2 separate regions of the Homo sapiens genome follow, and region 2 is linked to region 1. Evidence: chromatin contacts called from ENCODE Hi-C or POLR2A ChIA-PET data. All regions are on one chromosome and are shown on one strand. Each heading gives the region's core, a stretch centred on a gene start or an enhancer-like site at or near the end of the contact. The rest is flanking DNA. Distances are from core to core; before and after follow the strand shown. Region 1 has its middle 140 kb from the start of MIR5702. Region 2 has its middle 80 kb from the start of MIR5702.

Region 1 (2,700 bases), core at 180-2,679:
CTATATCTTCCTTTCAAATATTCATATGCCTTGCTTGATTTACATGGCTGATTGTATTAGCTAGTCCTTTCAGAAATTAGCTTATAATGGTGAGAGTGGGCCTTCTAGCTTTATTTCTGATTTGAAAGGAAACACATCTCATGTTTCAGTAATGGGGACATCGTTACATCTAACTCATAATCAAAGCATATTCTTCCTTCAAGCTTCACAGATGCTGTTCTAATAGTTTCATTCTGCTATAATAGTTTTTGTTCCCCCTTTGTCTTTTGTCTCATACTTTTACAATGCAGGAACAGTCAAGACTTAGAGTTTTCAGTAGAAGGGTAAGTTATTTGTCTTTGCTCCTGTCCTTGACCTTGTTGTCTCATATCTTTCTTGGATTTTCAGATGAGGTGCAGGCTGTTCTACACATTACTCCATTTCTAGAAGGCCTTCATTTAGTGTTTTAGTGTATCGCTACTCTGGTGTTATTTTCCTTACTCTACTGTTTTGGATAATAATATTAAACATAAAACAAAACAGTACTACGCAAAAGTCTGGTTCATGCCTGCCTCATTCATAGCAATTTGCTTTGCTTACTCCCAGCATTGATTGTGCCTGGAAGTAGATTCTATCTTTTCAGAGAAATTCCCAGGGGTCCACGTGCAACCTGCCTGTTCTCTGAGAGGGGGAAAGCCTCTCTGTCAAGGAGCCTTTATTCATTCACTATGCCATGTGTTTAAGCCTTGATATGTGTTTCACAATCCAGATCTAACCCCCTTATAATTAATGCCAGTTCCTCCTAGATTCTGGTTTTAGGTTGACTATCAATCTTAGTTTTTCTGTGTGTTGTCAATGTGTCCTCTTTTGCCCAGTGTTCGTTTGTATTTAATGAGAAGATGGGGGAGGCTATGCTGGGAACTGCTCACCATACATTTTTTTGTGTTTGTCTCATGTATGTTTACTCCTAGAGAAACCTGTTTATATTTAACTTATCCTGGTCTAATTTCATAGGTTAAGTTTGGTCAAAACATGTTGGTTATATTTCAAAATCTTGTACTCTGATCTCTTTGAAAAGTTTGCAGGGTCATGTTGAGTCATTCACTAGAGACTGTCTGGAGTTTGTTAATTATAAGTAGTTTAAATAAAATCTCTCCTAGGAATAAATGATAGGAACAAAGGATAGGACAACAATGGTTAAAAAGGGGGCTAATTCTGAAGAGTTTCCGGGTTGCCAAGCTATTTTTCTCCTTTTTAGTACTTACCACTATCATGATTAAATTATTGTGTAACTAGTTGTTTAATGTCCAAGTGTCTCTTTTAATACAAACTCAATGAGAATAAAGGCTGTATCTGTCTCTTTCATTGCTGTATCTTCAGCATCTAACAGAGTCTTGCCCATGAAGTGCTCAAGTCATATGTATCAAATGAATGAGTAAAGGTTACCGCTGTGTCTATCCACTCCCATGCCACACCCCAAAAGACATACCTCAGAGGAAACACTAGCATTTAGTAGAAACTATTTTCTTTAATTCTGACCAGATAAATGAGTCATGACTGACAATAACTTATGCAGCAAAGAGATGCATTTTTTGGACTTACATCCTGAGATGAGAAGTGCTAAGACAGAGATGATCAAGAAGAAAGATCACAATTATTTTAATTAAAAATTGAGGCTACCCTCAAAAATGTTTGTAAAGTTAGTTTAAAAAACTAAAATGTAGCTTAAAACAATACTATTAGCCACCCACATGTGTTTGTAAAATCTTTTGGATATATAGACTTTTATGCAGTGATGGTCAGAAACAAAGCCATTGCATGCTTTTTCCAAACATTCTCAAATTATGGTCTAATGTCTTAAATCATAAGAAGTACCTCAAGTCTTAAAGTAAGCATCTCCATTTGGCTTGATGTATGTTTAGTCTATTCCTTCCTGGCAAAAATATTTTAGTGTAAGTGTCCGAGCATAAGGATGACAAAATGTTTTCTTTCCTACTCATTTGTGTGGTCTTGTTTAATAAAAATTATACAGAAAAAACTAAGAATTTGTTCAGGGGGAATATATATGTATATATGCATATATATATGCAGATACATATATATGCATATATATATATGCAGATACATATATATGCATATATATATATATATGCAGTTTACTTAGCATTAAGAATAATTCATGAAAAGAAAGATTTCTAAGTGAGAAAAAAACAAGAGACCATTTCTTTTTTTCATTTACTGTTCTAGCTATTTAATAGAAGTTTGCCTCCTTTCATTTAGAAAAAATGAAAACCTTCCAACAAAAAGAAAATAGTTTTAATATTTGTGAATAATTTTATATATAATACTTTAGCACTTTGTCCCTCACTATTTAATAATACATAGGTGTGGATTTGTTTTCACTCTTGAAACTTTTCCACTGTATGCCTATAATGTTATTCTTATAATGCTAGTACATAGGTAGATAGGAAGAAAACTACTTTTAATTCAGAAAGTATGTACTGAATTCTTCTTATGTGCATAATTTGTTATGGAGTATTCTAAGAAACTTATAACGTAAATATCAAGACAAGATGTATTCATGTGGAATAATTATATGTCCCCGTAAAGCAATGTGTGACAAGCTATTCTAGTGAGCAGTTGGGATTTGCTATAGAAGTATAGAAAAAGGAATATCCCAGGAGGCTAGAAGAGATGGTGTGTGCCCTATAGTTTAAACAT
Region 2 (2,700 bases), core at 34-2,533, 64 kb before region 1:
CCCTCTATGGTCTAAAAAGGGGAGGAACCCTCAGGTTCAGGAATTGCCCACCCCTTTCCCTGAAAACTCCTGAATAATCCACCCCTTTTTTAGCATATAATTAAGAAATAACTATTAGTATTATTAGTTGATCAGCCCACGCCGCTGCTCTGCCTATGGAGTAGACGTTCTTTATTCCTTTACTTTCTTAATAAACTTGCTTTGACTTTACTTTATGGATTTGCCTCAAATTCTTTCTTGTATGAAATCCAAGAACCCTCTCTTGGGGTCTGGATTGGGACCCCTTTCTGGTAACTGTTTCTCCACATTCTCATCAGCATTTGATATTTGTTCAAATTGCTATTGTTTATTTTATTTATTCTAATGGGCTTGTCTGCAATAGTCTCAGATGAAGCTTGTTGTTTCATCAAAATTATTAATAGTGCTTCTTCCACTCTTAAAGTTGCCAGTTTCCTCAATACAGTATATGGTCATCACGCTAGAGCACATTATATACATGGCCACCTACTTTGCCTATACCACTACATTTATATATCTTTGTGGTTTTAACGTGCATTTCCCTGATGACTAATGATGTTGAACATATTTTCATGAGCTTATTTGTCATCTGTGTATCCTCTTCAGTGAACTGTTTTTTTTGCCCACTTTTAAAATTGGATTGTTGTTTTTTTCATGTTGAGTTTTGAGAGTTGTTACAACATAATTTGTCTGTTAGATATGTAATTTGCAAATATTTCTTCCATTCCATAATGTGTCTCAAACATGCTCTTTTGCAAGGCAAAAATTTACCCTTTTTTCTCTTTTATTGGTCATGTTTTTGTTGTCAAATCTAAGAACTCCTTTTCTAGTTCTAAATCTGGAATATTTTCTTTTATTTTTTTCTAAAAGCTTTATAATTTCTATTATACATCTTAGCCTATGATCTATTTGGACTTAATTTTTGTACATGGTATAAGGTTTAGGTAAAGATTCATGCATCTTTCAAAAAATTTAGTGGAATCTCATTTAGAATAGGAGTAGGAATAATAAAGTAGAGGTATATGAGGGTTTTTTTAAGTATGGGTTTTATTTCTAATTTAAGGGATGACTATGATATTGGGTATCTCAAGTGCTGGGAAATTCAAACTCAGTATGAGGAAAGAGGACAACCTCAGCTCAATAGTAAGTGAGATATTTACAGGGCAGGTGGAAGTCCTCTCATAACCCACAGAGGGTGCAGACAACATGTCCTGGAGTGGTCTTGCACAATCCCAGATCACAATCATTCCACTGAAATTATTCATAGTGCCACTTCCCCCTTCCCCTGTCAAAGGGGCTTGATTTCTTCAACACAGAATATGGTCATCCAACTGGATCACATTATGTAAGTGGCCACCTGCTTTACCTATGCCTATCTGCTTTTTCCACGTCCCTATCTTAAAGGAAATGCCACAGACCCCCAAATTTTATGTAATTGTCTAAGAGATTAATTTGGTGCTTTAATTTCAGAAAAGTATAGAAATTTCTTGCTGGAAGGGATCTCAGGGATGCTTCAGACAAGCTAACATGTATCTAGCCCTTACTATGTGTCAGACACTGTTCTAAGAATTTTATGTGCAATGGTCAATTCTCACCGAAACCCTGAAAGGAAGTTTTATCATTTTCATTTCACAGACAATGCTATTGGGGGAATACAGAGGCTAAGCAACATGCCAAGGTTTTGTGGCTGGGGATTAGAAAGTCGTGATTCAACCTGGGCAAAGTGGCTCCAAGGACTATGCTTAACCACTGCCCCAGTCACTTCCTCTCCGTGGTGTCCTGCAAGTGTACCAAGAGAACCCAGCAAGGTTAATAAATTTAAAGTGGTGAGGGAGGACCCAACCCAAGTTCCTATATTGTAACAGCTATATCTGGCAAGTTAAATGGACTGTGGAATAATAAAACCCAAATATTTCTGTGTGTGGAAAACCTGGGGTCTGATAAAGGCTTGGGTTATATAGTCCAGGTACACATAAAAAGACCTTGGACAAGTCACTTAATGGACTTCAATTGCCTCATTACAGAGGGATAATGAAAATACCTAACTCATATGAGGTGTGAGTATCTAGGTCGGTGATGAATTTGGTGTTGTCTGAGTTACATATCAGAAAAATCATTCAAACAGTATTAAAATAGTGAACAGTACTTTAAAGCATTAATGTAGTGTGGTGTCCTGGGCTATGGCTGGCTGGTTGACTGTGTTTACAACTTGGTTTGAAAAGTCACGGTTCATTCTTTTTTTTTTTTTTTTTTTGAGACGGAGTCTCGCTCTGTGGCCCAGGCGGGAGTGCAGTGGCGCAATCTCGGCTCACTGCAAGCTCCGCCTCCCGGGTTCATGCCATTCTCCTGCCTCAGCCTCCCGAATAGCTGGGACTACAGGCGCCCGCCATCACGCCCGGCTAATTTTTTTGTATTTTTAGTAGAGACGGGGTTTCACCGTGTTAGCCAGGATGGTCTCGATCTCCTGACCTCGTGATCCGCCCGCCTCGGCCTCCCAAAGTGCTGGGATTACAAGCGTGAGCCACCGCGCCTGGCCGGTTCATTCTTTTGTATGTTTTTGCTGCTCAGAAATGAAGGCAAGAGCCTCCCTCTCATATTTCTCCTTCCATAGGTAAAGATATAATTGGCCCAGCCACAAAAGTCAAGAGAACCTGAAATGCCAGTTGATATCCAGGTTTCAAC

The links. A loop is a pair of places that touch in the nucleus more often than their neighbours do. ChIA-PET counts read pairs that join two places held with the same protein, here RNA polymerase II (POLR2A). Pooled maps may share reads with other maps.
Region 2: a map of Calu3 shows a loop between it and region 1 (2.0-fold over the local background). The contact joins two enhancer-like sites. A Hi-C loop is called at or near these places in 1 of 168 maps with a recorded cell type or tissue (Calu3) and 1 of 50 pooled maps. POLR2A ChIA-PET finds 5 or more read pairs at or near these places in 2 of 52 experiments (HepG2 and activated CD4-positive, alpha-beta T cell).

The regions. Positions count from the first base shown.
Region 1 is chr2:226,513,867-226,516,566 of GRCh38, reverse strand. No RefSeq gene overlaps it. Among named protein-coding and RNA genes, the nearest start is that of MIR5702, 140 kb to the left of the region's middle. Within about 2 kb of position 1,429, at least 2 of the 41 ENCODE cell types and tissues checked have a DNase peak (open chromatin) inside an H3K27ac peak, as active enhancers do.
Region 2 is chr2:226,577,599-226,580,298 of GRCh38, reverse strand. No RefSeq gene overlaps it. Among named protein-coding and RNA genes, the nearest start is that of MIR5702, 80 kb to the left of the region's middle. Within about 2 kb of position 1,283, at least 2 of the 41 ENCODE cell types and tissues checked have a DNase peak (open chromatin) inside an H3K27ac peak, as active enhancers do.